Regions from separate parts of the Homo sapiens genome. Here region 1 is linked to region 2. A link is a contact called in ENCODE Hi-C or POLR2A ChIA-PET data. All regions are on one chromosome and are shown on one strand. The core of a region is the stretch at or near the end of the contact, and the rest is flanking DNA. Distances in the headings are between cores, read along the strand shown.

Region 1 (5,255 bases), core at 1,706-4,205, 2.3 Mb before region 2:
AAATGACACTCTCCTTTCACTGGGTTCTATGATATTAGTTTATAGTCCCTGATGTCAATGGCCACCATGTGAGAACAGCTTGCCAGGAGTAAAGCTAACACAAAGAAATGTCCAGCCATATAACAATGACTGAGCCTATATATGACCCTGGACTTTCCAACTACATGAACCGGTATCTTTCCTTTTTGCTTGTGTTGGTTTGATTGAGTTTCTATTACTTGCACTCTAAAGAATCTTGACCCATAAAGTTAGCTTAGAGAAGAACTGCTGCTTTAAAAACAAAACAAAAAAAACTAAAGCTCTTTTTTATGTACTTATATGAATAGTCTTTGTGTTCCTCTACTGGGTAGGATGGGTAAGTGTAATAGAAAGGCAGATTTGAGAGCCATATAAAAAAGTTATCTAGCAATTAAAATTGCCCAACAATGAATAAAGTTTGCACCCTGTTCCTAGAAATATTAATGCAGACATAGTAAGGATCTGTGAGGGATGATGAGGAAATTAGCCTGTACTGGACAGAGGGAGAATGAAAATGTCCAAAGAAATTAAGGAACTTTCCAATTCTCTGATTCTCTGATTCCCGACCCCGGAAAGATGTTATCTCTTTAACACCCTTCTTCGCTCCTTCCTCCCACCTCCAGCAACATACTTCAGACTTAGCTCTCATTGAATAATGAGCATCAAAGGGGAAATTCATCTATTATATATAGTACGCATACCTGCATTATAGTAAGCAGATGTACGTTCATCCAATTTTAAGCATGAAAGGCAACCAGCGTTTCTTTATAATTAATTACACATCAGGCTCCTTATCTACGTTAATTCATGTAGTTCTAAGAACCTTGCAAGGCATTTATTTACCTCTATTTTAAGGATAACGAAACAGGGGTTAATGCCCCACAATTAAATGCTGTCTCTACCACATCGTGGTGGCTGTTTCCCCGCTTCCTCTTCCTCTTTTGCCATTATGCAAATACACTAAATATAATAGTGAGTGGTATTTGTATGAAACGTGACATGCTGAGCTCTTACCAAGGCAGAACACTTACAAAGCAAGAAAGGCTCCCTGCCCAGACCACCATAAATAGGAAAATAACAGGTTTAAAAACAATTGCTAGCATACATAATTTGACGTTTTATTTATTTATTATTTAGGAAGGAGAGGGACAAAGGGGGAAAAATACCTATTGTGACACAATCCTTTAAAGACCCATGGCCTTTTATAATAAGGACAGAATCCCAGGACTGCAGAGAGCAAGATGAAGAACAATGAAGGGGGCGGAGGGTGAAGAGAGGTTGATGGGTATAAACACAGAAGAAATAAGACCTGGTGTTGCATTGATCAGTGGGGTGACTATAGTTCACATTAATGGATTGTACACTTCCAAATGGCTAAAAGCAAGTTAAGTTGAATGTTCCTAGCATAAAGAAGAGATAAATATTTAGGGTGATGGATATACCAATTACCCTGATTTGGTTATACGAATGTAACACATTCTCACGAGTACCGTGAAACTATGTCTAAGAAAAAAAAAAAGAAAAGAACAATGAGGAGAGGTGAGAAGCAGAGCAAGTCTAAAGGGAAGAGCTTAATGGTGAGCGGCTGGACCAGAAGACAGGAAAAGGCTCCAGGGAAGGCGAGGTAGATGACGGCCAGGCACTCTAATTGTCGCAGAATCGATTTCGGCTTTGTGCGTGGGAAACACAAAGGAAGCGGAAAGTCGGAGGACTGGGCAGAACCCGAAACTCACCACCAATACACACTTTAGAATGTATTTAAGGACCCTCAGGGCATTGTTATTTTTCAAAAGTTTGGAGGCAATGCATGGAGATTTTCTAATATCCAAGGAAATAAAGCCTACTGGAATAGGTATGTCCGGAATCAGGAACCAACTTTACACACTCGGGCTGGGCACGTTTTCCCAGCCCTTCTTCGCAATCGCGGACAAGCAGCTGGTGCGGGTCAAAGGGTGACTGGGCTCCTTACTCCCTCCGGTCTGGGGCGCGCTCACTCCATATTTGGCCATTCTGCTACCAGCTTGGGGTTCTGCCTGGTAGAGGTCCCCTAACCCCGTGCCCTGCAGCCCATCATCACACGGTCACCGCCGGCACCAGTGCAGGGCTGGGGAGCGCGGGGCTGGGCCCCCCGTGGCGGGGCGGCACCGCTGGCGCCCGGGAAGGGCCGCGTCCCGGAAGTCTTTGTCTCCGCAGCTCCCGGCCCGGCGCCGCGGGTCTGCCTCCCCCGTGGCCCGGGCGCCCCGAAGCGCCGCGAGAGCGAGCACCCAACCCGGGCGACGAAAACGGACCCTGCCCCGGGCTCCACGAGCCCCTGGTGTCCCCTCACGACTCTGCACCCCCTGATCTGGAGCGCACAGAGCCGCACCCACCTCCGGCGCTGCAGAGTCCACTGCCCTGAGGCCACCACGTTCCTCGGGGCAGCCTCTCCTCTCGCCCCCAGCCCTTCCCCACCCAGCTCTGCAGAACTGGCTCCTGAACCACCGCCAAGTGCAAAGCCGACACGTCGCACCGCGGTAAAAATCGTTCCATTTCTGCCGGCTTCCCAGTCCGCCCCCGGCCGGCGAAACGTCACGTGAGCCGAGTGCGGAAGTCGACCCGAGAGGTGGGGGCGTGGGCGGCGCGCGCCCCACGGGACCCCAACCCGCGAGGTCTCGGCCCAGCCGGTCGCAGCTTCCGCGCGCCCTGAGCCCCCTCCCGGCCCCCTCCTGACCCGACTCTCACCGCAGCCCGCGGTGCCCGGCGGCGCACCACGGACACCCAGTCCATCCCTGCTACCTAAGCCACATCTGCCCGGGCGCTCACGCACCTCTCTGCGCGGTTTTCCTTCCCGCCGGAGAACTGGCGCCGCGTGGGTCTGGACCCGGTTACCTTCTTCAGTGCACTGGGGAGGGTGAGGCCAAGGAAGGAAGTGGCTGAGGCAAAGAGAAAGACGGCTGTGGAGGAGGAGGAGCAGGGTAGGGGGAAAAGTAAGTGTTTCTGCGCTCAAGAAAGGGGCCGCCCACACTCCCAGGGACAAGCCTATGAGGAGGAAACTCAGGGGAGGAGACGTCCAAGAAAGGGGCTGACTGCAGACAGGTGAAGCGCCCTGGGCTCCTAGGAAAACGGGCCCAGAGCCTGGATTACCTCACTTTTCCACCGTGCTACTCAGAGCCAAGGATCCCAGGATCTGCATCTGATCCTGGGCGTCGATTTCCTGATGGATTTCTCTCCCAACGTAAGAAACAAAGCGCCCTCAAATTGCTGAAGGCTGCTAGAAAGAACGTGGCATTCATGGGTTCCGGATGCCGGGGGCCTCCAGAAAACTACGACTCATGACTTAAAAATGGCTTAATTCGCAAAACAAAATGCAATCTTGAAAGCCAATTTGTCAGACTGCAAAGAAATTTTACTTGGACATAGATAGTTGTTGACCCTGGGTCAGTATCGGTTTCTTCCCTTGTTCATTCATTATTTCATACATTTAACTTCATAATTCAATTTATTCATGCTCCCTTTGTTTTAGTCACTGTTATTTTAATATATGCGTGTGTGAGAGAGAGATGCTTACCGTACCCAGAGAGTCCTTTTGGAAAGGAAACAGTTACCCAAACTATTTCTAGAGCAGGGGTTGCACAAATAACTACAAAAAACGTTCCTTACCCCCTCCCCACCCCCAGCCCAGCTAATTTAAATTAAGAGTGATCGCGTGACCCAAGAGCGCACAATCCGTGATGTAGTCATCATCCTGTGAGGTGACCTGGAGCAAACAGTTCTCATCAAACACGGACTCTGATAGTTAGTAAGCCAATCAGACACTCCCTTGGAAATGGAAAGTGGAGAATGCAGAGACGGAGCTGTCTGATGTAAGAGAAAGGTTGGAGCTAAGAGAGGGTAAGGCAGAAGGGGCCAAAATGGGCTTCGGATGCAAAACATTTGAGTAAGCAGAAACCAGGAGAATGTAGCAGCAGGTTGGGTGGAGGCACAAGTGGTAGAAGCCAGTCAAAGACAAGCTGAGACCAAGTGATGGAAGGAGAGCAACAAAGACCTGCTTCCCAGGGGCATGTGAGTGTTCAGTTCCCTGGGGCTGCACTGGATCCATCCACTTCCCACGCTTCATTCTAGTCTTTACGGTGAATACCTGTCTCCTGGGTGTGACTGAAGGAGTCTCTGTTCTGTAATCTTCAACAAAGGTCTGATTCTTCTAAGTGTCTCATGGCAGATAAAGTTTAAGGTGACTCCAAGATCTTTTCAGACCTATTTTTTTCTTTTACTTGTTTTATATTGTTACCAAAATGATTGAGGCCTATTTTTTTCTCACCAAAAGAAAGGTGAGAAGTTATAGTTTATATCTTTCACAGTCGACATAAGGCAAAAAATATATAATTCAAGAAAAATATATTTAGCAATTATCGAAGCAGGACCTCGCTATTTTGGCCTGTGACAGGGATCACAATTCATCAGTCAGATAATATCCAATGATAGGAATAATGAGTCTGGAGAGCACCGCTTCTGTTATGATTAGGTAATTAGTATTGCCCTAATTGCCAACCAAAGAAAAAGAAATAGGTTACTTTACCTAAAGAAGTAAACATCCTTGTTAATATAAAAATAAACTCACCCAAAAGATACTTTGTTTACACATGTGCTAAACTAAGTATAACACAAGCTTTATGTTAATCTATAAGGAATTACAATTTAAGAAAATTGTTTTGTCGGCTGGGCGCAGTGGCTCATGCCTGTAATCCTAACACTTTGGGAGGCCAAGGTGGACGGATCACCTGAGGTCAGGAGTTCGAGACCAGCCTGCCCAACATGGCAAAACCCCGTCTCTACTAAAAATACAAAAATTAGCCAGGCGTGGTGGCACATGCTTGTAATCCCAGCTACTCTGGAGGCTGAGGCAGAAGAATCACTAGAACCCAGGAGGCGAAGGTTGCAGTGACCCAAGAGCGTGCCACTGCACTCCAGCCTGGGCAACAGAGTGAGGCTGCATCTCAAAAAAAAAAAAAAAAAAAAAAAAGGAAAGAAAAGAAAAGAAAAGAAAAAAGAAAGCTGTTTTGATAAAAGAAATATTAAAAAATCTTAACTAATATTTTTCATATCCAATCCTAGTCCTTCAATTTCCAAATAGACTTTTGTTATCTATTCTTATTCCCTCAGGAATATCATCATGTACAATGTAAGCAATGTGGAAGTTTAACCTAAAAAGAAAATAATACAATTTATCAAATTAAAGAGTATTTAATATATTTTAAATA
Region 2 (5,158 bases), core at 427-2,926:
TGTAGGCTTAGTGTTTATACACTCAGTCTCCAACTTCTCCCCAGGGTGGGAAGTGGAAGTTGGCTTGGGTTCTGGCTTTACCTGCAGCTTCCATGGTTTTATGCTGTACCAGATAGATTCTTGCACACCTCATGACCTGTGGTGCAGCTGGGATGGCTCTTTGGGAGTTGGGACAATTTCTTGGAATATGTATAATCCAAGCAAGTCCACAAATTATGTTCCTAGTGCAGGAATGGAAACTGTATATTTTATGACAAAATTTAGACTGTGGATCTGGGAGACCTGTGGTGTTTAATCTTGGCTCTGCCACTTACTATTTCTGTGTTCTTGCTTCTCTAAGCCTTAGTTTTCTCATCTATAAGGTGGAGATAAAAGCAGTTACTGCCGGGCAAAGTGGCTCACACCTGTAATCCCAGCACTTTGGGAGGTGGAGGCGGGCAGATCACCTGAGGTCAGGAGTTCGAGACCAGCCTGGTCAACATGGTGAAACCCTGTCTCTACTAAAAATACAAAAAAAAAAAAAAAAAAAAAATTAGCCAGGCATGGTGGTGGGCACTTGTAATCCCAGCTACTTGGGAGGCTGAGGCAGGAGATTTGCTTGAACCCAAGAGGTGGAGGTTGCAGTGAGCCGAGATGGCGCCACTGTATTCCAGCCTGGGCGACAGAGCGAGACTCTGTCTCAAAAAAATAAAAAAATAAAAAAAGATAAAAATAAACAAATAAAAAATAAATACATAAATAAGTTAAATTAGCTGCTCACGGTGGTGTTTGCCTGTAGTTCCAGTTACTCAGGAGGTGGAGGTGGGAGGATGTCCTGAGTGTAGGAGTTTGAGGTTAAAGTGAGCTGTGTTTGCACACTGCATACCAAGCAGGGTAACAGAGTAAGACCCCAAAGACCTCTAAAGAAAACAGTTTCTGCTTTATAAGTATAGGCTTATTGAGAAAGTTAAATGAGATCATGCACGTAAGGAATTATGCACAGCGCTTGGCAGGTCATAGATTGCTGGAAGAAAAAGGACTTCAGAGTTTGTATAACCCATCATCTTATCTGATGCATGAATCTACCAAGAGGCTTTTAGATGTGCTTTTATTATGTTTCTGTACTGTCTTATACATTTGATTGGGGGAATCTAATGATGACTTCCTAATTTTTGTTAGGATACTGTATAAAAAGTTCTCCATTGCCGCACATTGGTGGCTACATGATAGAAGAGCATGATCCTGAAAACACACATGGTAATACTGATCCCCAAAGCAGATACATGTTCAGAGAGCTGAGAATTGACCCCGCAGAGTCACTTGTCCCAGCTTCTGAGATGCAGTGAGACAAACACATCAATTAGGGCCAGGAAGTGTGCCTTGAGTTTCAGTTCTGCCTCTTACATAATCTCTCTGCCATGAGAAAGCTGATGTCTTAGCATAGTTTTGAGCATTAACTGAGAAAATATATATTAAAGAAGCAGGCCTATAGTGGGTGCTTTGCTAAAATTTATATATTCACAGTGTGGACTTGTGATTTTGAGAGGTCTGCGTTTCATTTTTCTGTTGCGGCATAACCACAAAAAAGTGTAGTGGCTTCAAACAACAACCTGTTATTATCTCTCACAATTTAGTGGGTTGAGTGGGTTCAGCTGTGTGACTCTTCTGTTTCACATAAACTTGGTTGGGTCTGAAGCCATCTGGGGGTTTGACAAAGCTGGAACATCCAATAAGGTTCATTCCCATGACTGGAAGGTGGTGTGGGCTGTTGGGCCTCAGTTCTTTTCCATGTGGCCTCTCCACATGACCCGGTTGGACTTCTCTCATGGTATCTGTGTTCTGAGAGGGAGCATTCTATGAGTGAATGTTCCAAGAAGAAGGACATGGAAGCTATCAGTCTGTTAGGTTTTGATCTCGAAATTCTCAGAACATTATTTTTGTCTGCATCCTATTGGTAAAAGCAGTTACAGCACCAACTCAGTCTCAAGGGAAGGGGGGTAACTGAATGGGAGAAGGGGCATATGCATGCACAGGGGTAAGGACTTGATGGGGGCCATCTTTGGAAACATCTACCATGGTCTGAACATTCTTGCATATGTCATCTGGGTGTGCACATGTACAGGTGGCTGGCTGATCAGCAGGGCAGTAGCTTAGTCCATTTTCTGTTGCTTAAACAGGATTTCTGAAACTGAGTAATTTATGAGAAATGAAATTTATTTTGTACTGTTCTGGAGGTGGAGAAGTCCAAGGTCAAGGGGGCGCATCTGGTGAGAGCTTCCTTGTTGGTGGGTACTCTCTGCAGAGTCTCAAGGTGGTGCAGAGTATCACATGGCAAGGAGGCTAGCTTAGGTCTCATTTCCTCTTTAGTCACCAGTCCCACTCCTGCGATAACCTGTTAATGGATTAATCCATTCATGAGAGCAGAGCCATCATGACCCAGTCACCTCCTAGAGGCCCCACCTCTCAATACGCCCATATTGGAGATTAAATTTCACCATGACACTTGGAGGGGACAACTGTTCAAACCACAGCAGTAGCTCTGTGCCTGTTTTGCATCCATCAGATAGCCAAGTCATAGAGGGAAACTGAGGCCTTGAGAACAGTCATCAGATTTTGAAAAAGTAGCAATTGAAATTCAAAATAGAAGGTACCTGAATAGATTCAGCAAGAATAAGCTTTGCGTGAAAACTTTTTTTTCCCTCTGTAAATTTTCAGTTTCTATAGATAGGGTGGGTAGAAAACACACTGTCAGAATACTGCACCTGAGACTTTTTGCTAACCAGTCAGAAGAGCATATGCTTGTAAACTGACCTGTTTCCCCACATCTTTGGGCATATTGAGATTAAATGGTTGAACAGAGACAAGACAGCTAAAGATCTACCCTGCTGATGTTTGAAGTAGAGAAGGCAATGAACAATCTTGTAAAAATCCTGTTTACTCATCCAAGACTTCATCTTAGATGACTAGTTATGCAGGAAAACAGAGATGGTTACCTTTTAAAAAGATACACCAGGAGTTTGAGACCAGCCTGGGCAACATAGTGATGCCCCGTCTCTACAAAAAAATGAAAAAATTAGCTGGGCATGGTGGCGTGCACCTGTGGTCCCAGCTATTTGAGAGGCTGAGGTGGGAGGACGGCTTGAGCCTGGGAGGTGGAGGTTGCAGTGATCTGTGCCACTGCACTCCAGCCTGGGTGACTGAGTGAGAGCCTGTCTCAAAATAAATGAATAAGTAAATAATATAAAGTAAATAAAAGATACATAATGCTAACATGCATCCGGTATGTATTATTTCATTGCAGCCTTGGAAATAGGCAGCATTTGCCATTTTTATTCTCTAGCTGTGAAGAGGGCAAGGCAATGAAGGGGTGGATTCACAGAGAGTACAAGGGTAGCAATGGTGCTAGAAACCTCCAGGAGACTGGGAGGAGGAAGGGGGAGAGGACTTTCCCCAGGGGCAATGCAGACATTGGCATGTGGTTTGTGGACTGCTTTAATTCACCTGCAACCTGCCTGTCCCTAGAGGAGCTTGCAGCAAGCATTATAGTTTCCAGATAAAGACAGAGGACAGGAAGTGTACTTTCCCTGGTATAATTTCCCTCGGTGCTTTACCCTGTTTAATTCCACTTGGCTTTAGAAACTCAACTAGGAGTTTATTTTTCTTTTTATACTTTTCTTGAACTAAGCTCTCTTCCCCCCTTACCCTCACACACTCACTGTCTTATTTCTGATGCTGCCCATTGCTGAACCAGTTGAGGCACATGAGCCACCCTCTCTCCCTAATCTTTGTCCATGGAACACCTGAGGGTCATGTGCAAGCATGGGCAGACAGCTCTTGGCTGTGTATCCTATCAAATGTACTGTCTATATTTGGAAAAAGCATGGATTCCTCTACTTGGTGAACAAAACATTTACAGCTTTAACCGTACAAAGTCAGGAGCTCTGTTTTCTGTGTGCTCATTCCCATACCCTCTCCCTTCCCATTTACCTCTCTGTCTCTTCTCTTCTCTTCTCTTTCTTCCCATTTTTCCCTGGCTGGGCATCAGGATAGACTTCCCTTTCTTATTTTTGTCACTTACTCCAGACTGACAGTGTTGTTCTCTGCTAAAATTAGAAACAAAAAATATTTGCATAACTTTCTGTAGGGTCATGGATTTTAAATTTTAAAAGGCTGCAGAGTTCATTTCAAGATTATGTTGTTTCCTTTTTCTAATATTTGGTTGGTGAACAGACGCTCTACTCATTTTAATTTTCGGCAGGATTGCTGTCTGGTTAGGAGAATGCCCAGTCCTCCCCAAATGCGTTATATCTGCCTCAAACTTTTGACCTTTTCTGGTCTCAAGTGGGCCATTCAGTGGCTTTCCCTTCTTCCCTTCCTTCTCCATCGCTTCTCTGTGCTGTCGGAGTAGTTACTATGAAATTATCTTCTGATCAGTGCAGTTTCCTGCTTAGAGTTCACTGGGCTCCTGACCAGCTGTGGGAGGAAACTAAATTTGCTAGCACAGCAGCAAAGCCTTTTGAGGTTTGGCATCCATCTGCCTCATCGCAGCCCCTCTCACAAGGCCCCCTTTCTGTGACCAGCCCCAGCCGCAGGGTTGCCGGTCTTTTCTCTAATAAAGAGGTTGGGATCTCCTCACCCTGGTGCACATCTGTCCTTCTGTGCTTATTTTCCCATTTTCCCCTTTCAAGTTCTGTAGTTTTATTGTGTTGACAGTTGCTGGAACCACTGATTTGGGATGCGAGAACAATTCCCCCAGGCTCCTGGCTTCTTCCCAGGCTGCGTGGCATCCTGCAGGACAGCTCTGAGAACCTTCTGTCCTCCACACAGCCCTGCCCAGACACCTGGGATCTACTCTTCTGTCTTCCCACAGTGCCTGCTGCATGCACTCTTGCATTTTAGTGGCCAGCCTCCTGGCTGACTGTTCGTTTTTTTTTTTTTTTTTTTAAAGTTAGGGTCTATTTTCTTTATTCTTGTGCCCGTAGTGCTCACATGTAATAGGTGCTCTACAAGTATTTGTCCTATTCAGTTCTGGCTGCCATAATCTCCCATAAGCGAGGTGGCATATAAACATCAGCAATGTATTTTCTCACAGTTGTGGAAGCTAGAAGGTGCATGATCAAGGCACCAGCAGATTCAGTGTTTGTGAGGGCCCACTTCCTCATAAATAGCTGTCTTTTCT

Evidence for each region. Hi-C counts contacts between places; a loop is a spot of excess contacts on that map. ChIA-PET counts read pairs that join two places held with the same protein, here RNA polymerase II (POLR2A). Pooled maps may share reads with other maps.
Region 1: a pooled map shows a loop between it and region 2 (4-fold over the local background). The contact joins the promoter of ABRACL here to the enhancer-like site in region 2. A Hi-C loop is called at or near these places in 2 of 50 pooled maps. POLR2A ChIA-PET finds 5 or more read pairs at or near these places in 2 of 52 experiments (OCI-LY7 and naive thymus-derived CD4-positive, alpha-beta T cell).

The regions. Positions count from the first base shown.
Region 1 is chr6:139,026,445-139,031,699 of GRCh38, reverse strand. ABRACL (ABRA C-terminal like) reads right to left here and starts at 2,955. Exons shown (of 3, transcript NM_021243.3): 1 at 2,825-2,955. RefSeq lists silencers at 1,762-1,952, 2,002-2,371, 2,632-2,791 and enhancers at 1,172-1,991, 1,814-2,108.
Region 2 is chr6:136,761,054-136,766,211 of GRCh38, reverse strand. The region is part of intron 1 of MAP3K5 (mitogen-activated protein kinase kinase kinase 5); the gene reads left to right. It overlaps LOC124901410 (a long non-coding RNA gene), which reads right to left. Exons shown (of 2, transcript XR_007059786.1): 1 at 3,967-5,158; 2 at 2,173-2,371. Among named protein-coding and RNA genes, the nearest start is that of MAP3K5-AS2, 20 kb to the left of the region's middle. RefSeq lists enhancers at 1,433-1,482, 2,153-2,262, 2,543-2,592. Within about 2 kb of position 1,676, at least 7 of the 41 ENCODE cell types and tissues checked have a DNase peak (open chromatin) inside an H3K27ac peak, as active enhancers do; they include OCI-LY7, where a contact is called at or near this core.